4 separate regions of the Homo sapiens genome follow, and all the other regions are linked to region 1. Evidence: chromatin loops called from intact Hi-C (ENCODE). Cell type or tissue: IMR-90. All regions are shown on one strand.

Region 1 (8,000 bases):
CATAGTGCCCCATAGGTACTTTTCCAGCCCATGCCCCCCTCTCTCCTCCCCCAAGTTGTCTGCAGTGTCTGTTGCTGCCACGCTTATGTCCATGTGTACACAATGTTTAGCTCCCATTTATAAATGAGAGCATATGGTGTTTGGTTTCCTGTTACTGCATTACTTTGCTTAGGATTATGTCTTCCAGCTACATCTATGTTGCTGCAAAGCACATGATTTCATTCTTTTTTATGGATGTATACATTCCCTGGTGTATATGTACCACATTTTCTTTATCCAATCTGCCATTTATGGGCACCTAAGTTGATTCCATGTCTTTTTTTTTGAGATAGAATCTTGTTCTGTTGCCCAAGCTGGAGTGCAGTGGTGTGATCTTGGTTCACTGTAACCTCCGCCTCCAGATTCAAGTGATTCTTCTGTCTCAGCCTCCCGAGTAGCTGGGATTACAGGTGTGCACCATCACGCCTGGCTAATTTTTGTGTTTTTAGTAAAGACAGCGTTTTGCCATGTTGGCCAGGCTGGTATTGAACTCCTGACCTCAAGTGATCCACCCGCCTCCGCCTCCCAAAGTGCCGGGATTACTGGCGTGAGCCACCATGCCCGGCCTCTATGTCTTTGCTATTGTGAATAATGCAGTGATGAACATTTGAGTTGATGTATCTTTTTGGTATAATGATATATATCCCTTGGGGTATATACCCAGGAATGGGATTGCTGTGTTGAATGGTAGCTCTATATTAAGTTCTTTGAGAAATCTCTGTTAAACTTTAAAATTGTCACCAAGCCAAGGGCTTGCTTCCCTATGCACATAGAAGCCAATGCTACGGCACTGGCTTTTAAGAAAAGAAAAGGCTTTATTGCAAGTTGACTGGCAAGGAGGCAAGAGGCCACACTCAAATCTGTCTCCTCGTTCTGCGGCAAGATCAGGAAGATTGGTTTCAGAGGTGTTTCTAAGTAGCCCCAGGTGATACCAGTGCAGCCAGTCTGCCAGGGTGGTGGTAATCACAATGAGGAGGTTAAACCTCTCATGTACCCCAGAAATATATGCATCTACTATGTACTCAACAAAAATTAAAAATAAAGTAAAAACAATTAGGAGGTTAAAGCTTTTTCCCATTGCACATGCCTGGACTACATGACTTGCAATTTTGGCTCAGTGCTATCTGTAACAACTTAAACAATGGTTAATCAGTCTGCACTAGTCCCTTGGTTACAAAATCTCTGGTGTTACGGAATTTCTCCACCCTGATCACTGTTAAATCCGTAGCATCTTGCGTAGATCTCAACACATAATAAATAGGTACTCAGTAAATATCCACTGAGGAAGGAAATTGCAACTCAGTTCTCACTAGCACTCTACAGTGCCTTTATTCTTATCTTTCCAGCTTACCTACTTTGCCAGCAAAAGTACCCAGTGAAAATTAGGCCCAATCACACTTTTTTTTTTTTTTAATAGCTAGTTCAAGCCTCCCAAGCATTGCTAAAGGAAGTCATTTAACAAAGCCACTTAATAGCCGGGCGCAGTGGCTCACGCCTGTAATCTCAGCACTTTGGGAGGCTGAGGCAGGCAGATCACGAGGTCAAGAGATTGAGACCATCCTGGCCAATGTGGTGAGACCCCGTCTCTACTAAAAATACAAAAATTAACTGGGCATGGTGGTGTGCGCCTGTAGTCCCAGCTACTCGGGAGGCTGAGGCAGGAGAATTGCTTGAACCCGGGAGGCAGAGGTTGCAGTGAGCTGAGATCACGCCACTGCACTCCAGCCTGGCAGCAGAGTGAGACTCCATCTTAAAAAAAAAAAAAAGCCACTTAATGAGTTCCACTGAAGAGTAATACTAGTCACCTTCAGTGGTTGTAGGTACTGTTGAACAATTCTTTTCTCTGCAGTTGAAGACCTTATATACTCTAGTCAGGAACTCCACTTTCCTCACTTTTCCAACTCCACTGCTGGCACGTCACTTTCTTCGGATGACCTACTTCTCACTTTACTAAGATTAGGACCAACTGACAAGAGCCTCCTCAGCATCTTCTCATCCCTCGAATGTCTCCTCTCCTTATTTCTCCTTTCTTTTCTGGCCCTCTTATTTCCCAAGATGAACATCTTTCTCCCCGTTTTTGATGTCTCCCACTTCTATGTCATCACATTTTTCTTGCATCCTTTATCCTTTTCTCTCCACTGTTTTTCCCCCTCATCCTGCCCACAGCCTTTGTTTAAGTAAACAAAAAGCAGCTTTCCTGTGATCATCTTTCACTTCGTTTATTACCGTCCATTCCTCATTTCACTGGCAGACATCTCACAACAGTTGTCCACCCTGGTAGCTTTCCTTTCACTTCTGAGTGCATCGCAGCCAGGCTTTGAACAAACTGTAGCCTGATTTTATGTTACTGAAGTGCTCGCTTCATGATCACTGGTCACTTCCTGATTACCAAACCCAGTGACCTCATCTCAATCCTCATTGGACTTAAACTCTATAGATTTGGAACCCTGTTAACTGGCCTATCATAACATACCATCTCTTTCCCTTGATTTAGCTGATATGTTACTCTCATGGGTCCACATTGTACCATTCTTGTCTACTCTTAAGTCTCTTTTAACTTGTTTCTTGGTTTCCACAAGTCTTAAGTGTGGACGTTCCTCAGAGTTAGTTCCCAGCCCTCCTCCCATGTTGCCTTGACTTCCTGGGATTCATTTCTCCTCACGTGGCCAAATATTACCAGTGAATACACCCACATTATGCCTTTAGCTTTAACTGCTCTCCTGAGCCCCAGCCCTACGTGTTTTGCTGCTACTAGATCTTTTTTTATGGATGATACACTGCTGGCGTCTGAAACTCTACACAACCAAACCGTTCATTGGCTCCGCCTTCCCATCTACCACTCCTTTTCTTTCTACCATTTTCTCTATGATCGTCTTCAAACAAAGGCATCACCATCTTCACCGCAGTCCTGGCTTGCATTCTTTAAAACATCTCGGTTCTTCCCTATGCTTGCTCTTGACATTCCATCAGTTCCCAAGGTCTTTCTCTCTCTCTTCAGAGTCAAATTTCTATTTAACTATGCCTACCTTTTCATTCTTATACCACTGCCCTGGTTCAAGGCTTCACATCTTCACATGCTTTTTTTTTTTTTTTTTTTTTCAGAGACAGGGCCTCACTCTGTCACCCAGGCTCAGTGGTGCGGTCATATCTCACTACAGCCTTGCACTCCTGAGCTCAGCTGATTCTCCCTCCTTAGCCCCGCAAAGTGCTGGGATTACAGGTGTGAGCCACCGTGTCCAGTGGTATACTTCACGTATTCTTATACCAAGTATGCAGACAATTACAATAGCTTTCTAATTGGTTTCCCTCAAATTTCATCTAATTCCAGCATACTTTTCACAGTGCTCTCATAACATTTATAGTTCCTGAGTTATAAATCTCCCTGTTTAGGTAGCTCCCCTCTTGCAGTAGAATAAAAGACAAATCTGGCCCCATTCTAACTTTGCTAGTCTTCTCTTTCACTCTACTCTTTCATGTCACCTTCACTGTTTCCAGAACATGACCTGCAGTTGGCCATTTTCATTGATTTGCACATGCTGTATTTTTCTGCCTTGTAATAATCTATGAAGTATCTGTTCAATCTATGAGGCTCAACTCAAGTGGCAGTCTTCCTGAAGTTTTCCCCAGCCCCTTCTTGTTTGAATTAACTTCTTTTTCCTCTGTATTCCTGTTGATGTGGTGTATAATTTTGGTAGTTGTTTACACAGTTTTCTCCACCAGAAGACCTTGAAATCAGGTCTGTGACATCTATCATTGTATTTCACACATGACCATTTACGTCTTAATTAACAATAAATGTTTGTTCAGTGGAAGTCAATTATTATTAATGTGAAATTTGTAATTAATTTTTTAAAAAATTTAATAACTGAGAGCAAGCAACACTATTGTTCATTAGGAATCTATAGCATTTTCAGTAAATTAGTAATAATGAATGCAAGGACAAAATGTATTGCAAGTCTAGTACTTTTTATCTAGAAGGTATGTTGAAACACACTAGAATTTTTGCTTTCTAAGTGCATTAAAAAGCCAGGTGGTATACATATTTTAATTTAAAACCCAACTACTTATATTACTGAGTGATGAAATGGTTACTTGGTTTAGTTCCTTGACGTTTGTTGCCATCTAGTGTGGCATTTGGGTATCACATGCTAAATAGAAGGAATTATATATTTACATTCTTTGTGGCAGTGAAAATGCCTGAGGATTTTATAAGAAAATAAATATATAACTTGAGAAGTATATAATGCCATGCAAACATTCTTGTGTGGAACTACCTTGGATAAACTCCCTACTCTCACCACTTTCTAGGTCTCTGATTTGGGCAAGTTACTGAATGTCTCAAAGTACCAGTTTCTTCAATTGAGTGATAAGAACCAATTAAAATGTATTGAGAGGGTTAAATAATCCATGTATACCACTTAGCAAAGTATCTGGCACCTAGTAGGTGCTCAATAAATATTTTTGTTTGAAAATGGAAGTTATTTCAATTGGTGATAATTTTAAAAGAGGAAAAGAATTCACCTGGGACTAAATGGAGAGAAAAAGTAGAGGCTTGTGCAGTCACACCTTGATAAAAAGCTACACGAAGCAGATGAAAAGGTTAACCAGGCCTTAGGCCTGCCTGCTTGTGTTGGAAGGGAAATTGTTGAGAGGTATGTGTAAAGGCCTGAAGGCACAGGCTGTGGCATGAAGTTACCATAAGCATATCTGTAATGATATAACCCTCTAAGGAAAAAAAAAATTTTCTTTTTTACTCATAACAACTTGAACAAAGTATGTATTTCCAATTTGCTAAGACCTATCCTGCCATATATCTTTGTGGGTAAGTGGTGTGAACTTTTTAAAAAAGTTAATTATTATGTATACATAATAATTGTACATATTTATGGGTTACATGTGATATTCTGAAGATTAGTTTTTAAAACAGCAGCCTGGTAGGTTGAACAAATATTTACAAAGACTTTTTCTCCCTTTTCAAATATCCAAATTATTCTGTTTCTTGGATTACAGGGAGTCAGAAAGGCAGGAATTAGAAACCTGGATTAAAAATAAAATCAGAAAAGCATTGACTATTTGGTTATAGTCACAAGGATAGAAAATAACGCTTCTTGATTTGCACATTATCTGTCCCAAAAGAAGTGTAAATATCTTGAAAAATGGTACATAGGGATAGACTGATAAATTTCTGGTTAGCAAGGGTTTATAAATTAAAATCAATAGTTTGCATTATTCATAAGTTAGATGTTTGAAATGTGTTAATCTTTTTAATTTTGTGGGCTTTATTCATAAAAATAAAAATGTTTGTAAGCTTTAAAGTTTATGTTCAAAGGTGTGAGCTGTATATTTTTCATAAGATCTTAATTCCTTAGTTATGAATTATTCTGTCACAAAGATTTCTTGAAAACTAACCCTAGCAGTTGGGAAGGACTTTTATATGATCTACAATAGGTTTCCTGTTTTAAAATTTTAGTTGACTAGATATAAATTTTGTTTTCGAAAATATTTTGACTGCCTAAGATAGTAGTGCCTACCCTTTGGCTTAATAAAACCAGGACTGGGAATATCAAGTCCAATAAACTGTGTTTGAAAAAAAGTGTTAATATGTCAACACAGAATGACCACAGCTAAAGAAATTTCCCAGAAAAGAAAAGGTACCTTCAGGAATGAGTCTGCTGGGTGGGGGGAATGTATAATTCCCCAACTTCTCAAGACCTACAGCCATTTCCACCAAGGAAAGGGCCGTGTTCAGGGAAAGGGAGAGAAGCCAGGACTTGGGAACTACTGAGAGAAATAACAGCCGCAGGCCCCAAATTAACTTTGTCACCTATAAAGATCTATCATTTAATGGTAATTGCCTGTTTATAGCATTCAGTTACTATAAAATTATAATTTATAATTTTATAGAAATTAAAATTATAATTTATAATTTTATAGAAATTAAAATTATAATTATAATTTTATAGAAATTAAAATTATAATTATAATTTTATAGAAATTAAAATTATAATTTATAATTTTATAGAAATTTATAATTTTATAGAAGTTAAAATTATAATTTATAATTTTGTAGAAATTAAAATTATAATTATAATTTTGTAGAAATTAAAATTATAATTTATAATTTTGTAGAAATTAAAATTATAATTTATAATTTTGTAGAAATTAAAATTATAATCATTTGATGATAGTTGATTGTTTACTGACCTAGCCTTTGAGAAGTCAGTTATTATGTCTTTACTGAATGGTTATAGGGGTACTCAATCGACAGGGATTCTGAAACTAGGAGAAGAAACTCTAGAATTAAGAGAGAGCTTTAATGGAGATAGTGTATAAATAATTGTTTACTAGACCCAAATCTTTTAGTATGTGCGGTCCAGTGTGAGAGAGTTATCTTTAGAAAGAATAAATCATTTTTCTGATTCCAAGTGTTACTACGCTTTTCTGTTTTCTTCACTGTGACCGGACATATACGTTAAAATCAAAGCAAATAAAAGTAAAAGCTATTTTTGTTTGTTTGTTTGTTTTGTTTGTTTGTTTTTGAGATGGAGTCTCGCTCTGTCGCCCAGGCTGTAGTGCAGTGGTGCGATCTCAGCTCACTGCAAGCTCCGCCTCCCGGGTTCACGCCATTCTCCTGCCTCAGCCTCCTGAGTAGCTGGGACTACAGGTGCCCGCCGCCACACCCGGCTAATTTTTTGTGTTTTTAGTAGAGACAGAGTTTCACCGTGTTAGCCAGGATGGTCTCGATCTCCTGACCTCGTGATCCGCCTGCCTCAGCCTCCCAAAGTGCTGGGATTAAAGACATGAGCCACTGTGCCCGGCCTTAGAAGCTATTTGATAATATGGAATTGTTGGTTACACGCTAAGAGACATCAGTAACCAGTTTTTTGTTTGTTTGTTTGTTTTGTGTGTTTTTTGGGGACGGAGTCACACTCTGTTGCCCAGGCTGGAGTGCAGTGGCACCATCTTGGCTCACTGCAACCTCCGCCTCCTGGGTTTAAGCGATTCTCCTGCCTCAGCCTCCCTAGTAGCTGGGATTACAGGCACGCACCACCTGGCTCAGCTAATTTTCATATTTTAGTAGGACGGGGTTTCACCATGTTGGCCTGGCTGGTCTCAACCTCCTGACCTCAAGCAATCCACCCGCCTCAGCCTTCCAAAGTGCTGGGATTACAGGCGTGAGCCACCACGCCCAGCCAATAACCAGTTTTTAACCTAATATTTTTATTCAGTGTTTTGTTGCCCATTACTCATCATCAGCCATTGGTGGTGGCCATTCCTAATAGAGAGAAGACCATCCACAAAACCAAGGCCTCAGCAGTGGTTTTGTTTACATGATTTTACAGCTTCTCACTTTGTGCTTTTCACTGTATCATCCTATCTTGGCATTACACCTCTTATCCTGCCAGGATTATTTACTGTTGCTTGTTCTTTAGTTGACTGAGTTCTTTGAATTGATTCTGTAGGTGCCTTTCATGGTAGCCTGGTTTTAGATCTTCAGTCTCTTCTGCTGTTCCTATACTTAATGATGATGACTCCTGAGTTTTTGTTCAGTTGAAAACTTTCTGATTGGATATATTGGTTTATATTAAGTAAGCGTTTTGTCTATTCATACCAGTAGCATTCATGATATCAGGGAGAGTTATGAACATTTACTCAATTCATGTGAAATATTTTTCACAAGAGCAATTACATTTTGAATCACAAAAGTAACTCATTCATATTTCAAGCTCCAAGGGCTTAAATTATAGAAAAAGTATGCCTTTTCATTTATTTTAATATCTAATTTAAAATTTCCTTTTCCAGGCATTCTCGGCTGGAATTTTGACTTGGGACTAATTCCCTAGAAGAATCACTTTTTACTCATTGTATTTGTTTATTAGTTAATCTGAGACAACTGAATTTTACCTTTATATTTTATGCCTGGGAGCATAGAAACTTTTCAGAAGAGACCAAAAGAAACT
Region 2 (8,000 bases), 870 kb before region 1:
CTGATTTGTTCCAGGCTTGGGTTGGGTTCCTTTTTTTACTGCTTTTCCTCTCATCAAAAAGGAAAAATTCACATCTTCTTGTATGGTTAGGCCTAGAAAGGGCTGGAATAACCTCCAGCAAAGCTAAATACTTGTTCTAGAGCAAATTCATCCCCAGGAATATAATTTGTGCTGATGGCCTAGGGTTCTGATTTCTTAGAAGAGTCCATGGCATTTATCAGGCTCGATGGCATCAAGGAGTAGCTGTGAATCAACAGAGTCCCAGAAAAACACACACATTTTCACACCCTCTGGAAAAAGTCTTTTAGGATAGAGAAGCCAATATGGCAGGCAAATTAGGTGCCCACATGAGAGACATCTGGCCAAGATGTAGCTCAATGCTTGCATTGAGTAGGTTCTAGACACCCCTTTAAGGGGTTACATGAATTCAGTAAGTGAATACTCTGAAACTCTGGAGTGTTTAACACCTGTCCCCAAGCTGGAATAAGCCAACATTGCCTAACGTGGATTCTCAGTTCATCATCCCATCCTGAGGTCCTTTCTCTAGAAACACTCAGCCACATCGTTTTGACTCTACCTTGGGCCATGCCCACTTATCCTTCTCCTCTCATGGGAAGAGGCGGCAACATCTACTGCAGTGTGACCAGGAAAAAAAGCATTGTCTGCTTTTTTCCATTAGCCTTATATCTGTGCACAAGAAATCCCCTACCGCAGCATCAATGAAGCGTCTCCCTTTCTTCTACCTGTTCTGCAAGGTGCAGCGTTATTCTTTCCTCCTTCAGAAAGAGTTCCCTGACATCCTCAACTTACAGCAATTTATCTTCTCTATGACTGTCACTCAACACTGTCCTAAGCATTTAACATTGAATCATACATTGTCTTCAGACACTTCTTGGATGCCACTGGTTATTTTATTGTTTATTTTTAGGTATCTTACCATCTAGCCAGATTGTAAACATGTTATTCCTGTATCAAATTCTTTTTTTTTTTTTTTTTTTGAGAGGAGTGTTGCTTTGTTGCCCAGGCTGGAGTGCAATGACACGATCATGGCTCAGTGCAACTTCCGCCACCCAGGGTCGAGTGATTCTCCTGTCTCAGCCTCCCAAGCAGCTGGGATTACAGGTGCACGCTGCCATGCCTGGCTAATTTTTTGTATTTTCGTAGAGACAGGGCTTCACCGTGTTGCCCAGGCTGGTCTCGAACTCCTGAGCTCAGGTGATCCACCTGCCTCAGCCTCCCATCGTGCTAGGATTACAGGCTTGAGCCACCGCGCCCAGTCTAAAATTCTTGAATGGCAACCTACTGGCTGTAAGGTAAAACCGAGACTACTCTCCATGGTATTTAAGGTCCTTCATGAAAGACCTCCTTAAAGTTTCCTCTCCCACCATGCTCCTGCTAGTACCTTATACTTCAGTCACAAAGAACTCCTTGCAGTATCCTCAAGTCACCGTGCTCACCAATACCTCCAGGCCTTTGCACACAAGACACTCCATTCCAGGGATGGTTTTTATTGTTGTCCCCACGGGGGCTTCGGCTCAGTCCTCAATGTCTGCGCCATCTCCCTTGACCCTCCCAACAGGGCTGAATGGCAAGCTGAAGGCTAGAAGTACATTAATCACGGGGGCGCACCATCCTTATGTCTGTGTCAGGGCCCTGCACAAATCTAAGCAGATGTAGAATCAGTGCTTTTTCGGCAATGAAAAATGTTCATACAGTGTACTGGCATTTTGGACTTTTTTTTTTCAAATAAGTTAACCTAGTGGAAACAACAAGGGACTAGGAGGAAGGATTTCTGAATAATCATCTGCCTGTTGAGTCAACCAGGATTCTAGTGATATGAAAAATTGTTTGGCACTTTTATTATCAAAATTGTTACACTTTTCAGCTTGATCTTGTCAGAACACACTGAATTACAATCACCTCACTGATACCTGGCCTCACAAACCATCAGCAAGAAAGTTAGGAAGTTCTGGAGAGTGAGAAGCAGGAAAAAACTTGGACTTTTCTATAAAATAGTAGTTCGTATACCTTCATTAAAAAACGTGGACATCCAGGCTGGGCACGATGACTCACGCCTATAATCCTAGCACTTTAGGAAGCTGAGGCGGGTGGATCGCTTGAGCCCAGGAGTTCCAGACCAGCCTAGGCAACACGGTGAAACTCCATCTCTACAAAAAATAAAAAAATTAGCTTTGTGTAATGGCGTGTGTCTGCAGTCCCAGTTACTCAGGAGGCTGAGATGGGCAGATGGCTTGAGCCCAGGAGGCAGAGGTTGCACTGAGCTGAGATTGCGCCACTGCACACCAGCCTGGGTGGCCGAACCAGACCCTGCCCCCCACCCCTGATGTGGACATCCGGAAAGCCAGTCCTTTCCTCTGCACCCCCTAGGTCCTATCTTCCCACACACCCCTAACAACTAAAAATCCAGGTACAACAGTGAAAAGTCTGAGACCAAGCAGGTAAAATGCTCAGCGGAAGGCTATTCCCACTCTTCTGAACATGGAAAGGTGAAAGGAAAAAGACAAAGGAAAAAGAAATCCCTTTACAAATTTCACGATTGTCAGAATGTTTGTGGCCCCCTCCACATTCGTATGTTGAAACCTAATCCCCAGCTCGATGGTGTTAGGAGGTGGTGTTTTTAGAAGGTGACAAGATCAAGAGAGAGGAGCCCTCATGAACGGGATTAGTACTTTTATCAAACATGACTAAGGGAGATTGCTTGCCCTTCCCCCAGGTGAGGACACAGGGAGAAGGCACCATCTAGGAACCAGGAAGCAGGTCCTCCAGGCATCAAATCTGCCAGTGACTTGATCTGGGACTTTCCAGCCTCCAGAATCGGGAGAAATAAGTTTCTTTGTTTGTAAGCTACCTAGTTTATGGTCATTTTGTTATAGCAGCCTAAATAGGCTAAGACAAAATGCATATAAGTAATACCTATTTCATTTAGTGTTTTCTTATGAGCAAATGCATTTTATCTTTTTAATGAAATTTTTATTGTACCCTTAGAAGATCTTTGAAATGTTTTTGAGAAGCCCAACAAGACATCATTACCTCCCTACACAGTGTATTCATTATTTGCCTGTTCAAAATTTTCAAATGCTCATCCTGCATTCACGAAAAGTGTACCTGCCATTCCAAAAAGGTAGTCCCTAGAGATTGGAAGCTCCCTATGGCCACTGCGACACCCACTCCCTACTATCACAATGTAGGGCTCCCCTTTAGGATAGAATTTAGAGAAAATGCAGAGACATAGGCTCCTACTTATCCCATAGCTGCAGAATGACACCTGTCCACCCCTCTCTCATAAAAGAAACAAGAAAAGTGTTGTGAACTGCTTATCTTTCTTTGTCTCTCCCAACACCAGTTTTAACCCCTAGTCCTATCTTCCTGTACTACCTATGTATTTTTGCCTGGCCATTGGATATGTTTAGCCTCACCCACTCCTTCTCAGCCTCACAGTTGCAGCTAATTCAGGCAGCAGGGCTAGGAGAGCTCAACGTGCGCTGGTGATTAGAGACCCTTTAAAAGAGTCACATGGACAAGATGATACTTTCAAATTTAACTTCAGGCTGGCTGCGGTGGCTCATGCCTGTAATCTCAGCACTTTGGGAGGCCAAGGTGGGCAGATCACTTGAGGTCAGGAGTTTGAGACCAGCCTGGTCAGCATGGTGAGACCCCTGTCTCTACTAAAAGTACAAAAATATTCGCCAGGTGTGGTGGCGGTCACCTGTAATCCCAGCTACTCGAGAAGCTGAGGCAGGAGAATCGCTTGAACCTGGGAGGCAGAGGCTGCAGTGAGCCGAGATCATGCATTGCACTCTAGCCTGGGCAACACAGCAAGACTCCGTGTCAAAAAAAAAAAAAAGGCAAATTTAATCTCAAGCAAACCCACTCAGTCTAACAGTCATAAAGCATGTAGGGATGGCTTTCAGCTTCTAATACTGTTTCAAAGGTTTCTGTTTCAATAGACTTAAATTGATGTTGGCAGAGGAAAAAAAAAGAAAAAAATGAGGTCAAGGCACTGAGAAAAAGAAACCATCACTTTCTAAAACCACCCAAGATTGCTAAGCATTTGCATATATGAAAAGAGACACAGGGGAAAACATATTTCATCTGTAAAATGTTTACATTAATTTCTATTAAGGTATTATGAACTACGAAATCATAAAAGAGTTTCTAACGCTGAAAAGTGGCTGTAATAGAAAGGAAATTAAGGAGAGAGTGGTAAAATGTGAGTGCCCTTAAGTAGGGTAGCAGCCATTGTAGATCAGAGTGTGTTCCAGGGTCTAACATATCTAACAGAAAGCTTGAAGTTTGTTTCCCAGACAAGCCTGAATTACAGAGAGAGCTGACCGGATGCCCTGAATCTTTGCAGATCGTCACAGTTTACCCTTTCCGGTTCTATCCCTGGGACCATCTATTTCTTTTCTTCAGCTGTCAGGAATTATGTATGTGCCTGTTCTTCTTTTTTACCACAGGAGGGAGCCCCAGCACAATCAGGGTATAGTTCTCCAGCTTTTTCTCCAAGTGGAGAAATGACTTTTTAATCACCTGTTAAAAATACGGGCGTAAATGCCTCCCAGCAGAAACGAATGTGATCAATCAGTTGTTCAAAATAAGCTTCAGAAGCTGCCCTCCAACTCAAACTGCTCAAGTTTTTCACATACATCTATGTGTGCATGGAGTGTGACTGTTATGTTTATTCTCTTTTACCTATTTTAATGCCAGAATTTGCAAATCATTTGAAAGGCTTTATTTAGATGAAGATAATCCAGATGCAAATTCTAAGCATTAAGATACTTGATTTTTTAACTAATGACTTTCATCACATGGAGCTCACTGGATTGATTTATACCTGAATTAAAAGCAACCTGTAATTTATCTTCTACGCCCCAATTTTTTTGACATAAAGGACCGTCCCAAGTAAGAAGTCTTCTGAGGCAGGTTGCCAAAGAGATTTAGTGATGGTGAAACAAGCAGCTTAATGAAGTGAAATCTCCTTATTAACCTTTGACCAAAGTCACACCTGTACCCATTCCTTGTTTCAGGTCTTACACACCTTAAAGGCAGCAGCCAGGTTCAGTTCTAATTTGCCTCTGAAGAATTCAGTGCAAGCCTGTTTAGAAAAGTGATTATCCTTCAATTTGTAGGCAATGAAGTAGGCGCTTATATGGACTCCCAGAAGGCATCAATCAGACATAGCACTTGTCCCAGAAGGGAGCTTCATGCCCAAATCAATACAGGAGCTCACTTTATATGGCATTTCTACAAGGCTGTGTAAGGTGTCTTAAAGTCAAATGCAGCTACAGCCATGAGGGAGAAAAGAGATCTGATCAACAGAAGTGTCCCAAAGATGGTCCTTGAACCGCAGTTATGTAAAGTTCCACTCTGTCCAGGCAGGTGTGCTACACCAGTTGTGGTGCGGGATAGAGCCGGGGTGGGGACAGAAGGGCCAGCTCCCCCCATGCCACTGTGCCCCAGGGCAGAGACCTAGGAGTCCAGGAATTCTAAATTTGAACCTGTCCTTCCAGGACATTACAAAGAAATACTTCACAGGTAGAAGGATGGGAACATATTTTATTTAAGAGTGTGTCAGCTTGATTTATAAGCTTCATATATTTAGGTACATGGAATTTTCTCCTGACCCCAACCAAGGTTGGAGTGGATCTGTTCCCTCCCCTCCTTACTCCGCCTTGCAATCAAAAGCATGCATTAGTTTGGTTCCATTCAGTGACTCTGAGCTGGGTTTCTGAGGGGATGAGAATGGTAGAGACCTTCAGATAAGGCTTGCTAGCCACTGGCTACAGGTGACGATTTACAAAGTTTTAATTAATTCAGATTAAATAAAATTTAAGATCCAGTTCCTTAGTCACACTAGCCACATCTCGAATGCTCAAGAGTCCCATGTGGCTGGTGGCGACTGGACTGAAAGGCACACATTTAGAACATGCCCATCATTGCAGAACTTTCTACTGGACAGTGCTGCCCTAAAGAACTCTAAAAAGAAAATAAAATCTGTTTAGATTTAAAGTGACTGAAACACCTGCAGGCTGAGTGCGCAAGTCAGCAAGCAAGTTTGCATATTTAGAATTACTGTGTGAGCTGTCCATGATTGATATTAGGCATTATAAAAGGTATCATTTGTTTGGTGATGGTCTATATCAGAGACTGCAAACTGGCCACCTGAGGGATGAATATTGGCTTCTGCTGTGTTGTGAACAAAAGGTGGGGAGGACTTCATTAAAATCTAGTTTTCTGATTTCTTTTGAAACATCAGAAGATCTGGCCCCTGTGAGACTGCATTTCCACGCTGGAACACAGACCTGGAGTCCAGAAGCAGCTTTCTTTTCAGAAGGAGTGAGTGCTCTTCAGGTTACCAAAATCCCCGCCCGACACTGCGTCCGTAACACTATTTCCTAATTCCTTCCATATGCGCAGTTGAATGGGAAAACAAGAATGTCTCTAGCTTTGCAAAAAGGAAAATCTCTATGATAAAACATGACAAAAGCTGCCGAGAACACTCTCGCTTATTCTGTTTCTCTAAATAAATTCCATCATCCACTTATCCAGGGGGTCTCTGGGCTCCCTGTCAAACCGGAGAAGCCACGTCTCATGTTAAAAAACATATGTTTTCATGTTTTGTGGTGATGGGAATTCCTAGTGAACTCGAAACAGACAATGGTCCAGCCTATTGTAGTAAAGCTTTTAAAAATTTGCTTGATCAGTGGCATATTAAACATATTACTGGTATTCCTTAGAGCCCACAAGCCCAAGCTATTGTAGAAAGAAGTAAGAGAACTTCAAAATTACAATTACTTAAACAAAAAGAGGGGGATAAGGAGTTGTCTACCCCTCACATACAACTAAACTGGCATTGCTCACGTTAAATTTTCTTAATATTCCTAAATCTAGTTCTGTTACTGCTGCCGAAAAACATTTCTTTGGTAACCATCCTACAGTAAACCGAGGAAGAGAAGTATGGTGGAAAGATCTAATATATGGTCAAAAGTTTCTATTTTAACGTGGGGAAGAGGTTATGCTTGTGTTTCCCCAGGTGAACGTCAATCTCCTGTTTGGATTCCTGCTAGACACCTAAAATTGTGTCCTGAAAATGCATGCAACAACAAGACAGAGAAATTTGCTGAAAAAGCACCACAGCAAGAAACAACTAACACACCCAATCATCAAAAAGAAGAAAATGACCACGCTAACTCCTTTACAACAGACAATCCAGTCAGACATCCTGAACAACTTGTCTCCAGCGATCCAGGTCCGGCTCAACCTCTGCCTCCTCCTGGTTACACTGATCCTTCTACCCTCTGTCACTCCACAGACTGTTAAAAACTATACATATTGGGCCTATATTCCTTTTCCTCCTCTTATTCAAGCCATGACAGGGATGGACGCTCCTATCGAGGTCTATGTTAATGACAGTATTTGGATGCCTGGTTCTGTAGATGATCGTTGTCCTGACCAACCTTCAGAAGAAGGAACCCCTTTCAATATCACTTTAGGTTTTAGGTATCGACCTTTGTGCCTGGGACCCACTAATGGATGTCTCTCATTAGATATTCAAACTTGGGCTGTCACACTACTGTCTGGTCACTCTGTCCCTCCTTTAGGACACATGGTATCGGGGCTCTCATTAAAACCTCTGAGGCAAATCAAAACAGGAATCACTGATTATATTCACACATTCCAATATAAGCCTTTAGGACCTGCATGTCCTCTCAACTTGTCTTCAAATGCTGACAAATTAATATGGAAAGATTGTGTTAGCTCAGAAGGAACTGTGTTATTTAATTCTTCTCACTACACCATTGTTGATTTGGCTCCCAAAGGTCATATTACTAATGATTGCTCTCAAGGTCACAAAGATTGCCAACATTTTCTCTATAATATTACTTATCAAAAAAGTAGTGACAACCCTCCCCTATTATATTGTACATTTAACTCCTTTTTTCCTCTTAAGTGGAAAGGGGCAGGGGTTGCCCCTCCAA
Region 3 (8,000 bases), 180 kb before region 1:
GTAACTCGGGTTTACTGAAGAGGGACTCAACCTAGTACAATATTCTGAAATAAAACAAAAAGAAAATAAAGTTTATTCAATGAAATGTTTAAGTAATTTTACTGGGTCTGAGTGAATGTATAATCATGTTAGGTAAAATTTAGTTAGAAAGCTGAGAAAATAATATCTTCAACATTTTAAATGTACCAGAAGAATTGTGTATGTCTTGCCACCAGGACGATCCTTAAGGTTTTCATCAATAAGGATGATTTCATTTACAGTTACATTTGATCAATGTGGTAACAAAACTCTACACAGATTGATGAAGTATCATTTATTAAGTTAAACAACACATTGAAGGAAAACAAACAAAAAAGTGACCATTAAAGAATCAGATTAAAGAATGTGACAAAAAGCAAATGAAGAAAATATTATTAGCACAGTTTACCACAATTAAATTTGTCAAAAAGGCTAGCCATTTTTGCCTACTATTTAGGATTATCTTGTAAAATTGAAGAAGCAGAATAATCAATACCAGGGGCTGGCAAACTTTTATTTATAAAGAGACAGATAATAAAACCTCAGGCTTTGCAGCCATACAATCTCTGTCTCAACTACTCAGTTCTGCCCCTGTAGCAAAGAAACAGCCATAGATGATAGTTAAATAAGTGTGGCTGTGTTCTAATAAAACTTTATTTATGAATACCAAAATTTGAATTTCATGTAATTTTCATGTTGCGAATTAGTATTCTTTAGATGTTTTTTCCTGCCATTCAAAAATGTAAAAACCATTCCTAGTTCTTTGGTCTGTATTAAAACTGGCAGCAAGGCCAGTTTGCCAACCTCCAAACACAGAAGTTCATTCTTTTAAATGCCAATCCTTTGCTTACATTTCTGCCCCAAATCAAAGCAGCCAACATGGCCAAAGAGTACCATTAATTTTGTATTACATGTTAAAGGTGCTGTCTGGAGCAATGTTATGCAAATGGTGCCTCCTGGAGTTATACTGTAAGAGGCCCTGATATTGGATGGGTAATAGTCTATACATGGTAACTTGCATTCCAGACTTTATGAAAATGTTCTGAATATGTATTTATATGTGTGTATATTACATATGTATTTCAATTTTTCAAAATATCTTTATGTGTATGTGTTTGTATTTATCAACAGAATTATTAAAGCAGTGAAACTGTAGGATTTTTCTCTTTGTTATCAGAGTATCTTCTAGTTAACTAGTGATAAAAATATTTTTAATTGGAGCATTTTCATAGTCAAACTTTATAGAAACTTTATACCATCATTTATCAAATTTTGGGTTGCTTTTCAAAATACCATTTATATTCATGTTTCAAGTGAAGCTATGGACCAAGAATTAGCAGGCAAAATGCTGTTTCTAAAGAATTTTCCAGCTTCGTGTTAATAGTAGACCAAATGTTAGCCTTCACTAGTTTTGTTACAAAAACATAAAATAAACTGTTAAAGCAAAGTTGGAAAATGCAGAGCTTCATGCAAACAGGGAGGGTGGACATAACTGAAATAAACTAAGCAAAAAGCTAAAAGCAAAAGAAATAAAGAAAAGAAAGAACCTTATGCATTTCTCCATGAAGATCTCCTACCTCTTCTCTAGTGTCTATGGCAGAGCCAGGGGTGGTGGCAGCAGTGCTTACTGTGGTACTAGGGGCAGTGCCTGATGAAGTCACTGAATCTATCTCTCCTGCTACATCGTTGATCTCCCGAGCAATGAGAGCAAGATCTTGGCTGATCCTGGTAATAATTTTAGAAAAGAAGTTTAATCCCTTTTAAATAAACAGCTCTAAAAACAATCATTTATGAGATAATCAGTCATGTAAGTTGTATATCTAATTAAATATTTGTACCCCAAATTAACTATTAACTATTTTGATAATCAGTCTTAAACCTTAATTCCAAAATTAAGATTAATGAAACTAAACTCCAAATAACCTACAAGATATCACCTTGAAAAATGTACTTTAAAAGCCCTTGAGTAGAGCTATGCCCTTAACACACACTGTGTTAATGACTAGCATTAATACATCACAGGGGTCTTAAACTTGGGGAATAATGGATAGAATTCAAGCAGTTCATGAACTTAAATGAGAAAAAACAATTACAATGTATTCACTAACCTCTAAGTGACGCTTAGCATTTCTTTCAATTATAAATACAGGCAACAAATCACAGTGGTATTAGCAATACTGGTGATTTTTGTCATCAATAGAGATCACATTACAGTTGCTACGGGTATATTTAAACATCATTTATGGTCATCACTGCTTCAAAACTACTGAAGTCATTAAACACACAATAATAACATTTTATTTAATGTTAATAAAGAACCATAAATTACTCTTACTTTCAAATATTTTGATAACTGAATTTCAATATAATTGGATTTCTTTGTAATTCTTTTATGTTTACACCTGAGAAGGGCCCTACAAGCTTCACAAAATGGGCAAAGGGGTCTACAGTACCAAGAAATTAAGAACCCTGCACTCTTTCGTAGAGCACTTTACACTATGCACAGCACTTTCTAGTACATGTTATGTCACTTGAGGCCCACAAAGTTCTTTTGAGGTAGGATTCATCTGACTTTATCACAATCTCAGAGAACCTGAATGGCTTGCTCATGATCACACCTTTAGATGTAGCTAAGGCAGGACTGGATCCAAGCTTTAGTACTCATTTCCATAAAGCCATTTGCATTTTTACCTACATGGACTGAAGAACTAAATAACTGTTACCTGTGATAATCAAAGGTGAAAATAGAGATTTTTCTTTTAGAGTTTTTTTTAAGAGGGACAAACTTACAAAACCTACCACTGATATTCTTGTTTTTTGAGAAACATTTCATTTCAATAAGACATTAACGTTTTCCAAGCTGCATCTACTGCCCATAAACTCGATGTGGCTATTTCCACAGGGAAGGTTTTGGAATGACAGAATATTATTAAAAGTATATATGAAAGTTTCTGCAACTTCAAAATCCAAAGGAAATACAAAGTAACTTAAAAAGAAAAAAAAAAAAAAGAGCCTAGGAGGTCTGGTTATATTGCCCAGGCTGGTCTCGAACTCCTGAGTTCAAGCAATCCTCCGACTCAGCCTCCCAAATAGCTAAGATTACAGACACATGCCTGGCTTAAAGTAACATTTTTTAAACTTATGCAAAATGTGAGTTTGAAAGACTTTCAAGCACATTAGTAATTACATAAAAATTTAGATTTAAAAAGGGAACTAAGTTGAAGTTTATGGACCAACAGAACCAATTTATGGTCAATATATAAACTTTGTAAAAACGTCAGTTAATTCCTCATTTATTTATCAACACAAAGAGGCAGGAAAAACACCAACAAATATTTACTGATTGCTTATGATGTGCCAGGCACTGTGCTAAGTCCTAAAGACTACAGCAATGAAGAAGCAGACAGGGTCCTTGTCCCCATGAAGCTTAGAATACACAGAAGGCACCATTATAATATGATGAGTACATTATAAAGCAGCTTCATAGTCCTCAACTCATTTAATTCCCACAACCACTCTGTAAGAGAAGTATTAATCATCTTGTTCTACAGATGAGGAAAATGAGGCACAGGAGAAGACATGCGACCATTTTTTTGGCCAAGGTCACACATAGTTAAGTGCCATAACTAGATCTTTTCACTATGTCATGCTACATCTCACATGATTGCTCCATATATAATTTTTTAAAACATATTAACTGTTGATGTGATTCTTTTGAAATGTGTTTAAAGTGTTCCCTTATATAATATAGCAAATCCTTGCAATTCCCCAAAATAAATGAACTAGAATAAGAAACAGAATAACCAAGCTTAATGAGATAAAATACAGATAAGCATCATTGTATCCAAAACTCTATTTTTCATTAAGGATTTTTTATGCAGACGATCTGTACAATGAAGTTTCTAATATTTGTGGAAAACAGTATAAATTAATTAGAAAAAACATGGACAACAGCAATCTCCACATGTGATATAGTAAAATATGTATTAAAATGAGCAATTCTTAACGTATATACAACATATATTGTTGATTTGAAAACCTAATAGATATTTTCACATTTAATTCCATTTTATTACAAAATATGGATAAGAAAATAGTGCTGAAGGAACAAAACAGAAGGGTTCAGTTCTCTAGCATTAGTCCTAGTCTTTATGTTTTCCCAAGTGTCAGAACCACTGACTCAATTTCAACAATTCTGTAGAAATAAGTATGCATTACTTAAGAAAAAATGGTGAGATAACATGAGAAATGTACTTTAAGTCATAAAGTTTATAATTTTCCTATGTAAATTATCTCAGTCATAACACTTTTTTTTCACTGAAGGGTTGTATACTGGAAAAAATAATTGTACATTTGGGTATATTGGAAGATTAAAGGATATATTAAAAATTAGAGTTCTAGTTATGTGTATACCCAATTAAACACACAATCTTTGCAAGATTATATATTATTACAACTATAGTAGAAACAAACTATCAGACTTCATTGATTTAAACTGCCAACAAAACATTGTTTTAAATTAGCTATTTAAAAATTTGCCTTATTATTATTTTTTGAGGTGGACTCTCACTCTGTTGCCAGGTTGGAGTGCAGTGGTGCAATCTCAGCTCACTGCAACCTCTGCCTCCTGGATTCAAGTGATTCTCCTGCCTCAGACTACCGAGTAGCCAGGATTACAGGCGTGCACCACCACGCCCGGCTAATTTTGGTATTTTTAGTAGCAATGAGGTTTCACCATGTTGGCCAGGATGGTCTCGATCTCTTGACCTTGTGATCCGCCCGCCTTGGTCTCCCAAAGAGCTGGGATTACAGGCGTGAGCCACTACGCCCAGCCAAAAATTTGCCCTATTTTTTGATAGCACATTCATTTTCAAACGTTTTTACATGTAAAACTTTCCAGAGGATACACACATGAACCTCTGGAATTAAGTTTCCTTTGATATTACTGGAAAAAAGCAACTGGTGGGCTATTAATGAAGTATACTAGCTTTAGAATCCTAAAACCAAAGCTTATGACCGCAAGTCAAACCTCCTGTTACTTTAACATGGGCTAAGAGATCATAACTGTAATGACTCAGCTTTCAAGAAATAATTTAGTCTAGTTTGTAAATGACCAGAAGTGTTAAAATGTAAAATGAGTTTAAGGAGAGACATTTAAGGGTCATTCCAGAAAAGCTCATGGTTTCCACACTATCTAGAAGAGTTTAGTAAGCAAAAAAAGTTTTGTAAGAGGAAAGAGGGGATATCAAATGAAAGGTACTCAGGAAAACTGGAAAAAGAAAATATAAGGAAAAAAAAGTCTAACGTCAATTATTCTAAGTGAAGTAATTCAGGAATGGAAAATCAAACACCACATGTTCTCACTTGTAAGTGGGAGCTAAGCTGTGAGGATGTAAAGGTGTAAGAATGATATGAATTAGCTTTTAATCCTTGTATAAATTATGAACTCGTTTGGAACACAGGCTCTGTGTTTTAGGTTTATTTGCCTCCCCAATGGTGACAAATATGGTCAGCGATTCATAAAAAAGTATGATTTATAATAGGATGCACCAGGGAGACTTTTAATCTGAACAGAGGTCACGGGAATGAGATTCGCGAAGAACGCAGAAGAGATTAGCGACCCCTCTCCTTCCCAATTCCTTCTAATGGTATAAAAGCCAGTCAGCCAAATAATGAAGAGCCATATTATTTTTAAAGAGTCAAGGATCCTGTATCAGGCCCCAAAATTTCAAAGGCAGGTATAAAGTAAAAATTCATAAGCATGTGGCTAAAAAATGTTTTTTATTTCCATGGGTAAAAACAAATTTTGTTTCATTAAGTATTTGGTTTAGCTTGTATTTTTCCTTCTAAGTGATTACTCACTCATGCTCTCCCCTGCACCTCAAATAGAACAAGTATAGTGGTTCAAGGTTTACAAGGCATGGGAAGAAAAAAAAAAAAAAACCCGAGATATTAGCAAATTAACTTCACTTCATTTAAAATTCTCATTGCTTATACAATGCAGGAAAAAGTACACTTGTAAGAGACCCTATACTAGCACACAGAGGCGGTAAGAAGTCAAGTTAAAAAGTACACGAATGCAGGCACCAACGGGACTTATATAACAGCACATGTAAGGTTTTTACTTTGTGCATGAGCAAAAAGTTCTAGATGTTCCCTAACCAGTGAAGACCAATTGTGAATCCCCCCTAACCAGTAAAGACCAATTGTGAATCCCCCCTAACCAGTAAAGACCAATTGTGAATCCCCCATCTAGAGGCACTCCAGATGGAATGCTCAGTATCATTGGCTACGAAGCATGAATGCTTAGCAAAGTCAAATACATACTTGGAAATGCTATCTCCAAATAAAAGACAGTATTCTTATTACTACACTGCCTACAAATAAAAATACAGTATTTTTATTAGTATATAAAAAAGTACCCAGATGTGGCTTTAATGTGATAAGGCTATAATTTTAAAAAATGTACATGCCTTGTAAATACTTGTAACTACATTTTCCCCTGAAGCCTTTTCCTGGTTTTGGCCCATTATTCAAGATTATTTTTCTCAGCTGTTAAAAGCAATGAACATAACCACATTTATGCTATTCTGCCACTTAACTGGATATCTTCTTTCTTTTTTATTAGACAGCACATAATTTTAATACAGCCTTTGGCTTGTTGTGAAGCCACATCTCATCTTCAGTTCTTCTTGACATGCCTTTCATACAGATGTGTTACCACTGTAAACAGCTCAAGCAGATCTTAAGAAATTCACTTAAGGTTTCCTAGAAATGTGATTCACATGAGTTCTGTATCTTAAACCATGACTTTCAAAATGAGGTAAAATATTGTATAATGAAATCAACATATGCAGGTGTGAATATAAACAAGCAATACTGACTTCCATATATGGATCCTTGAAATGTTTCATTACTGGATGACTGTATCTTATACAGTGAATAATGCTATTATGATAAAACAGAAATACAATTTCTCACATCCTAATTTTTTTCCCAAAAAAATTAACTGTAGCTAGGTAAAAATGGGGCTAAGACAAGGAACTTCTACGTAAAAATTTTTAGAGTTTGACTTAAAAATTTTCAATTTGGAATCTTAAGCATTTAAACTATTCAGGGCCTACTGATAACGAGCTAGGTATCTTTTAAAAAACAAAAGAGGCTGGGCACAGTGGCTCACGCCTGTAATCTCAGCACTTTGGGAGGCTGAGGCAGGTGGATCACTTGAGGTCAGGAGTTCAAGAATAGTCTGGCCAACATGGTGAAACCCTGTCTCTACTTTTACAAAAAATTAGCCAGGCATGGTGGCATGCGCCTGTAGTCCCAGCTACTCGGGAGGCTGAGGCAGGAGAATCCTTTGAACTTGGGAGGTGGAGGTTGCAGTGAGCCGAGATCATGCCACTATACTCCAGCCTGGGCAACAGAATGTGAGACTCTGTCTCAAAAAAAATCCAACAAAACAACAACAACAAAAAACAAAGGAGACATAGACAAATTTGGGAAGACTCTAGGCATCATTTATTCAACAAAATTTATTTGGTATCAGTATCAGCTGGGCGCGGTGGCTCATGCCTGTAATCCTAGCACTTTGGGAGGCCGAGGTGGGCGGATCACCTGAGCTCAGGAGTTTGAGACCAGCCTGGCCAACATGGTGAAACCCCATCTCTACTAAAAATACAAAAAAAATTAGCAAGGCATGGTGGTGTACACCCGTAATCCCAGCTACTCAGGACGCTGAGGCACAAGAATTGCTTGAACCTGGGAGGCAGAGGTTGCAGTGAGCTGAGATCGCGCCACTACACTTCAGCCTGGGTGACAGTGAGACTCTGTCTCAAAATAAAATAACATAATTTTAAAAATTTATTTAGTATTTACAAAGCAATAGTTATGAATGATTCCATGATCTCACAGTACAATAAAGAATAAGAAGTCCAGGCAAGAGGCTCAAAGTTTAATTCATGTATTGATTAACTCATATATTT
Region 4 (8,000 bases), 1.3 Mb before region 1:
AATATCTTCTGTAGTTATGGCATTGCCAGGTGCATTTATATTTAACTTTGAATGTGCTCATGGGCTCAGTAAATATGAATGGATTTGGCTTACTCTCAACCAACAATTAGTGAGAATTGTGCAATATGCAAAGATGTGCTTGATACAGCCTCTTCCCTCATTGGGAAGGTATGAGTGGATCATTTCTTCTCTGTTTATGTTCTCAATTGTGCATCAACTGGGTTATTTGTTTCCAAGCTTCAGAAGCTCTGTTTAAGCCAAGAACACAGCTACACAGCTGGGAATGTTCCTCTCCTGGGTGGAGAGTATTACAGAATGATTCAAATCATGGAATAGCATGTACTTAAAACCATCCAAGGGTGGCCAGACCACCTTTAAATCTCTCTCTTTAAAGTCTTGGCTTTGGTATATGGATTTTTGGTGTTTTGGTGAATAAAATTACTAACACAATCTACTTTGGATATATATTTAGACAGAGTGCTCTGCCTGCCAGGCTGGAGTGCAGTGGTGCGATCTTGATTTACTGCAATTTCCACTTCCCTGGTTCAAGCAATTCTCCTGTCTCAGCCTCCCAAGTAGCTGGGACTACAGGCACGTGCCACCATGCCTGGCTAATTTTTGTATTTTTAGTAGAGACAGGGTTTCACCATATTGGCCAGGCTGGTCTCAAACTCCTGACCTCAGGTGATCTACCCATTTGGGCCTCCCAAAGTGCTGGGATTATAGGCATGAGCCACCGTGCCCAGCCTGGACTGATATATTAGACTAAAAATTTGAATTATAGGCCAGGCACGGTGGTTCACGCCTGTAATCCCAGCTCTTTGGGAGGCCAAGGTGGGCAGATAATAAGGTCAGGAGATCGAGACCATCCTGGCTAACACGGTGAAACCCCATCTCTACTAAAAACACAAAAAATTAGCCGGGCGTGGTGGCGGGCGCCTGTAGTCCCAGCTACTTGGGAGGCTGAGGCAGGAGAATCGCTTGAACCCAGGAGGCGGAGGTTGCAGTGAGCCGAGATCGCAGCACTGCACTCCAGCCTGGGTGACAGAGTGAGACTTTGTGTCATAAAACAAACAAACAAAAACACTTAAAAAATAAAAATTTGAATTATCTTCAAATGTGATGGGGCCATGCGCTTACCAAAAATAAAATAAAATAATAAAATAAAATAAAATAAAATAAAATAAAATAAAATAAAATAAAATAAATAAAATAAACTACTACTGAGGTACACGAAGACCAAACTGCTGCTTGGACATACGCACAATGGGTAAAATGTGCCCCCGCCCTCCACCCGGCTACTGACTCTTTGTTGCCCTCTGCTGTTCCTCATGTTGGCTACATCGAGTTACTGCAAATAGAGCCAACTCTGCAAATTGACCAAGTGACAAATGATCACATTGAACAAATTTCCTGACTGTGGTTTTAACAGCATTGACATGAATGTTCCATTCTCAGTTACTGAAGATGAAATTCTAAACGTTAAAGTTAATGCTTTAAAAAATTTCTCCCCAAATTGGTAAAAATTCGAAGCAAAAATTCTGTTATGAAATAAAACACTTCCATTACATTTCCCAGCCTAAAATTTGGTATTCCATGTGATAGAATTAATTCTAGATAGTTCTTATTTCTTTTAAAATATTTGAAATATTATTTCTATTTTTTCCAGAACACAAACTTTTTTTTTTTTTTTTTTTTTTTTGTCGCCCATGCTGGAGTGCAGTGGCGTAGTCTCAGCTCACTGCAACCTCTGCCTCCTGGGTTCAAGTGATTGTTCTGTGTCAGCCTCCCGAGTAGCTGAGATTACAGGCATGTGCCACCATGCCTGGCTAATTTTTTTTTTTTTGTATTTTTAGTAGAAACAAGGTTTCACCATGTTGGCCAGCCTGGTCTCGAACTCCTGACCGCAGGTGATCTGCCTGACTAGGCCTCCCAAAGTGCTGGGATTATAGGCATGAGCCACTGCACCCGGCCTGAACTTACAAAATATATTAAAAATTCAGCAAGAAATACTCAAAATTGACAAGAGTTTAAAAAGCCATTTTTGATAAGTTGATACATTTGAATGAGATGATTTTCCTGTGTAGCCTCATTTTGGGTTATGATTTGATGTATTTAAGCATTTCCTTTATGTGCAATAAGTCTCATGGCTGCTCACTTAATACAGACACTTCATGTGAGTATAGTAGTTTATGGCTTAAAAATCTTTCTCCTTTTTTTTTGAGTGCAGTGGTATAATCTTGGCTCACTGCAACCTCCACTTCCAGGGTTCAAGTGATCCTCCCACCTCAGCCTCCTGATTAGCTGGGATTACAGGCGTGCGCCACCACACCTGGCTAATTGTTTTGTGTTTTCAGTGGAGACGAGGTTTCGCCACTGTTGGTTAGGCTGGTCTTGAACTCCTGACTTCAAGTGATCTGCCCCCTTCAGCCTCCCAAATTGTTGGGATTACAGGCATGAGCCACTGTGCCCGGTCTCTTACAAATGTTCTTGACACATTGTCTCAGTTGATCTGCACGGCATTTCTGAGAGGTGGTGGTGTTCTTGTCTTTCAACCAGTTAGGCAGGTACCTCCGAGAAGATGAGCAATTTCCACAAAGGCACCCAATTTAGAATATTAGAAACACCAAAAGTTTACATAATTCAGCTGTAATGCAATGTGTATTGGCTAGCATCTGCGGTTTAACACTATTGTTTTATCAAGCCCAGGCGTTTCCATACAAGTAGTACTTGGAACTCTCCCATGGGTCCTCCTCTTGCAATCACAGCATTTGACACTTTTGATTGGATGCTTTTTCATGGTAGCGAATATTTGTTGAGAAACTGTTCTGTATCAGTCACAGTGCTAAGCGTTCCTGTGTATCCTCCACACTCAAGTCTCAACAGTAACCTGCTCACTAACGGATCTCAAATCTGTATCTTCAGCCCAGGGCTCCCTCATTTCCATTTGGTTGCCTAACACCTGCTAGAAGGTGGAAAAAGAGTCGTAGCAAGTACTGCAATCATCTGCCCACTATTAGAATATCTAAATACGAGGCCGGGCGCAGTGGCTCACGCCTGTAAAACCCAGCACTTTGGGAGGCTGAGGCGGGTGGATCCAAGGTCAAGAGATCAGATCATCCTGGCTAACACGGTGAAACCCCGTCTCTACTAAAAATACAAAAAATTAGTCGGGCATGGTGGTGGGAGCCTGTAGTCCCAGCTAGTACAGGCAGGAGAATGGTGTGAACCTGGGAGGCGGAGGTTGCAGTGAGCCGAGATCGTGACACTGCACTCCAGTCTGGGCGACAGAGCGAGACTCTTAAAAAAAAAAAAAAAAAAAAAGAATATCTAAATATTTGTCTTTCCACCTTCTACTGAGTCTGCAAGCTCCAAGAGAATCAGAGGCAACACATTTTTCACTTGACTCTCCCTACAGTCAATTTAACTTTTAACACATAGTGGTTTCTCAATGTTTATTGGCCTCAAGGTACATTGTATCTAGTATGTTTAAATCAAGCCAGGAAGGAAGAAATAAAGTTGGTAATTTGGCCACTAGATGTCACACCACACTTGATGGTCAACAGAAAATTCCTGGCCTATGTTGTTCCAAATTTCACCTCGATTTTAATATGAAAGCAAATCTTGTGTTACTGTATTCATTAATCTCAACCATTTGAAACAAAGTATCAACCAGACTTTTCTTGGTGTTAGTGTCAACTTTTAATTACTCATTTTTATGGGAGGAGACAATGTCTGGGGATAACGTGCAAATAATTTGTAGTTGACTTAGGAATTTATCATGTGACATTTTCCCAGTCTGTTTGCCTTTTTAATTGTCTATGGTTAATATTAATTTGCATTCTGAGAACTGTGTGAGATAAATTAGGTGTAGTGAGGTAGGGATTAATCTGAAATTAACGATTTTATTAAGCAAAATTTTGCTGATGCCATCCTCGAAATTAAGTCCTTCAGTGGATTCCCATTGCTTTTGTTTTTAAATTAAAATAATTTTTTTTGAGATAAGGTCTTGCTATGTTGCCCAGACTGATCTCGAATTCCTGGGCTCTCCTGCCTCACTCTCCTGAGTAGCTGGGATTACAGGTGTGTGTCACCATGCCCAGCCTCTGTTGCTTTTAGAAGCATTGTCCAGGTGTGCTAGCTCATTCCTGTAATCACGGCACTGTGGGAGGCTGAGGCAGGAGGATCACTTGAGGCCAGGATTTCAAGACCAGCCTGGGCAACACAACAAGACTCCGTCTCTAGAAAAAAAAAAAAAAGGAGGACCAATATACTGAATGTGGCCTACCTGGCCCTGCCTGCTTGGAAACCTACAGAGCTCACCCACCTCTCTCCTAGGACATGCCTCCTCCAGCTGTGCCAACCTTTTTTTTTTTTTTTTTTTTTTTTTTGAGACGGAGTCTCGCTGTTGCCCAGGCTGGAGTGCAGTGGCGCAATCCCGGCTCACTGCAAGCTCTGCCTCCCGGGTTCACGCCATTCTCCTGCCTCAGCCTCCCGAGTAGCTGGGACTACAGGTGCCAGCCACGGCGGTGCCCGGCTAATTTTTTGTATTTTTAGTAGAGACGGGGTTTCACCGTGTTAGCCAGGATGGTCTCCATCTCCTGATCTCGTGATCTGCCCACCTTGGCCTCCCAAAGTGCTGGGATTACAGGTGTGAGCCACCGTGCCCGGCCAAGCTGTGCCAACCTTACCTGCGAAATGTGTCAGACCCTTCCCTCCTATTCCATCAGATTTCAGTTCAAGAGTCACTGCCTGATGGCAGATTTCCACGACCTCCCACTGTGCTATTGTCCTATGGCTGCTGTAACAAATCACCCCAAATTAGCAGCTTGAGACAACACACATTCTCTTACAGTTCCGGAGATCAGAAGTCTCAATGAGCCCCACCAGGCTAAAATCAAGGTGTCAGTGGGGCTATGCCCCTTCGGGAGGCTCTAGGGGAAAGTCTGTTTTCTTTTCTTTTTTTTTGAGACAGAGTCTCACTCTGTCGCCCAGGCTGGAGGGCAGTGGCACGATCTTGGCTCACTGCAACCTCTGCGTCCTAGGTTCAAGTGATTCTCCTGCCTCAGCCTCCTAAGTAGCTGGGATTACAGGTGCGTACCACCACACACAGCTAGTTTTTGTATTTTTAGTAGAGACGGGGTTTCACCATTTTGGTCAGGCTGGTCTCGAACTCCTGACCTCGTGATCTGCCCACCTTGGCCTCCCAAAGTGCTGGGATTACAGGCGTGAGCCACCACGCCCAGCTGGAAAGTCTGTTTTCTTGTCATCTCCAGTTTCCAGAGGCTGTCTGCATTCCTTGGCTTGTGGCCTCTTTTCATCTTCAAGACCAGCAATCATATCACTCCAGCCTCTGACTTCTGCTTCTGTGGCCTCATTCCCTTCGCTGACTCTCATGATTCTTCGTCATTTAAGAATCCTTGTGATTACATTAGGCACAGCCAGATAATCCAGGATCATTTCCCTATTTTAAGGTCAGCAGATTAGCATTCCTCTATTTTGTTTTATTTATTCACTCATTGATTTTTTTATTTATTGAGACAGAGGCTCACTCTGTCACCCAGGCTGGAGTGCAGTGGCGTGATCTTGGCCCACTGCAACCTCCGCCTCCCAGGTTCAAGCGATTCTCCTGCCTCAGCCTCCCAAGTAGCTGGGACTACAGGCACCTGCCACCATGCCTGGCTAATTTTTGTACTTTTAGTAGAGACGGGGTTTTACCTTATTGACCTGGCTGGTCTGGAACTCCTGACCTTATGATCCACCTGCCTCAGCCTCCCAAAGTGCTGGGATTACAGGCATGAGCCACCGCACCCAGCCTATTTTAATTTTTAGAGATGGGGTCTCACTATGTTGCCCAGGCTGGTCTCGAACTCTGGGCTCCAGTGATCCTCCTGCCTCAGCCTTCCAAATTCTGGAATTACAAGCATGAGCTACCAGGCCTGGCCAGATTAGCATTCCTAATTCCATCTAGGACCCCAGCTCCCCCTTGCTACATAATGTAACATATTGACAAGTTTTGGGGATTAGGATGTGAACATCTTTGGGGGCCATTATTCTGCCTACCATAGCTACCTAAGTTAAACACAAAAGATTTTAAGTTCTTATAACCACTTGTTACAGTTAATTTCATTTCTTGCTCTTCACTGTATCTCCATTCTCCAGCACTTTGCTCAAATAAATGTCAAATACAGGGTTAGCCAGTGGGAGATACATGGTGATTGTGATAGCGATTTCTTTTTTTTGCCATTTTATTTTTGGTATATCGTCTGTTTTTACATTCTTTTTGTTTTTTTGTTTTTTTGAGACGGAGTTTCCCTCTTGTTGCCCAGGCTGGAGTGCAATGGTGTGATCTTGGCTCACTACAACCTCCGCCCCTCCAGGTTCAAGCGATTCTCCTGCCTCAGCCTCCCAAGCAGCTGGGATTACAGGCGTGCACCACCACGCCTGGCTAATTTTTGTATTTTTAGTAGAGACGGGGTTTCTCCATGTTGGCCAGGCTGGTCTCGAACTCCTGACCTCAGGTGATCCATCTGCCTCGGCCTCCCAAAGTGCTAGGATTGCAGGCATGAGCCACTGCGCTCAGCCACATTTCTTTTTAATTTTTAGGTTTGGGGGTGCATGTGAAGGTTTGTTGCATAGGTAAACGAGTGTCATGGAGGTTGTTCTACAGACTCTTTCATCATCCAGGGATTAAGCCCAGTACCCAATAGTCATCTTTTCTGCTCCTCTCTCTCCTCCCACTCTCCACCCTCAAGTAGACCCCCATGTCTATTGTTTCCTTCTTTGTGTTTGTTCACAAGTTCTTATCATTTAGTCTCCACTTATAAGCTAGAACATGCAGTATTTGGTTTTCTGTTTCTTCGCTAGTTTGCTGAGGATAATAGCCACCAGCTCCATCCACATTTCCACAAAAGACATGATCTCATTCTTTTCAATGGCTGCCTAGTATTCCATGGTGTATCTGTACCACATTTTTCTTTTCTTTTTTTTTTTTGAGATGGAGTTTCACCCTTGGTGCCCAGGCTGGAGTGCAATGGCATGATCTTGGCTCACAGCAATCTCCACTTCCCGGGTTCAAGCGATTCTTCTGCCTCAGCCTCCCGAGTAGCTGGGATTACAGGTATGTTCCACCAGGCCTGGCTAATTTTGTATTTTTTAGTAGAGACAGGGTTTCTCCATGTTGGTCAGGCTGGTCTCGAACTCTTGACCTCAGGTGATCTGCCCGCCTCGGCCTCCTAAAGTGCTGGAATTACAGGCGTGAGCCACCGTACCCAGCCACCACATTTTCTTTATCCATCTGCCATTAATGGACATTTACGTTGATTCCATGTCTTTGCTGCTGTGAACAGTGCTGCAGTGAACATTTGCATGCACGTGTCTTTATGGTACAATGACTTATATTCTTCTGGGTATATACCCAGTAATGGGATTGCTGGGTCGATGGTAGTTCTGCTTTTAGCTCTCTGAGGAATAACGCTTCATGAATTTGCATGTCATCCTTGTGTGGGGCCATACTAATCTTCTCTGTATCGTTCCAATTTTAGTATATGTGCTGCCAAAGAGAGCACGTGATAGCATTTTCTTTTCCTTTTTTTGAGACAGGGTCTTGCTCTACTGCCCAGGCTGGAGTGCAGTGGTGCAATCAGAGCTCACTGCAACCTTAAACTTTTGGGCTCAAGCAATCTTCTGCCTCAGGTTCGTGAGTAGCAGGGACTATAGACACTCACCACCATGCTCAGCTAATTTTTAAAAAAATTTTTCTTTTTGTAGAGACAGGGTCTCGCTATGTTGACTAGCTGGTCTTGAACTCCTGGCCCCAAGCGATCCTCTCACCTTGGCCTCCTAAAGTGTTGGATTACAGGTGTAAGCCACTGCACCTGACTATAATAAAAAATAAAATAGTAAATAAATGTAGTTTATTTCCTTTAACTCCCTTCTCCCTCATTTCTCAGTTGAGTGGACTTCCCAAAGCTCCTTAAAGTCTTGGGGAGCCCTGCCTT

What was found. Hi-C counts contacts between places; a loop is a spot of excess contacts. Peaks named below come from ENCODE experiments on the same cell type or tissue, not always from the same donor. Only the 100,000 strongest peaks of a DNase experiment are listed, where the experiment ranks them.
Region 2: a loop joins it to region 1, with 30 times the contacts of the local background. A loop is called at or near these places in 76 of 110 quality-filtered maps.
Region 3: a loop joins it to region 1, with 3 times the contacts of the local background. A loop is called at or near these places in 3 of 110 quality-filtered maps.
Region 4: it touches region 1 in a loop (19-fold over the local background); 15 of 110 quality-filtered maps call a loop at or near these places.

The regions. Positions count from the first base shown.
Region 1 is chr1:243,321,343-243,329,342 of GRCh38, forward strand. All of the region lies in intron 9 of SDCCAG8 (SHH signaling and ciliogenesis regulator SDCCAG8), which reads left to right. Among named protein-coding and RNA genes, the nearest start is that of MIR4677, 21 kb to the right of the region's middle. In IMR-90, a CTCF peak has its summit at 4,163 (motif pointing left); a DNase peak (open chromatin) is centred at 4,169; H3K27ac peaks cover 210 bases.
Region 2 is chr1:242,450,481-242,458,480 of GRCh38, forward strand. The region is part of intron 1 of PLD5 (phospholipase D family member 5); the gene reads right to left. Among named protein-coding and RNA genes, the nearest start is that of PLD5, 70 kb to the right of the region's middle. In IMR-90, a CTCF peak has its summit at 4,468 (motif pointing right); no DNase peak of the experiment used is centred here.
Region 3 is chr1:243,140,721-243,148,720 of GRCh38, forward strand. CEP170 (centrosomal protein 170) reads right to left here. Exons shown (of 20, transcript NM_014812.3): 15 at 1,596-1,743. Among named protein-coding and RNA genes, the nearest start is that of LINC01347, 43 kb to the left of the region's middle. In IMR-90, no CTCF peak of the experiment used is centred here; no DNase peak of the experiment used is centred here.
Region 4 is chr1:242,016,487-242,024,486 of GRCh38, forward strand. It overlaps the pseudogene RNU6-1139P. Among named protein-coding and RNA genes, the nearest start is that of MAP1LC3C, 21 kb to the left of the region's middle. In IMR-90, CTCF peaks have their summits at 1,339 (motif pointing left) and 3,542 (motif pointing right); no DNase peak of the experiment used is centred here.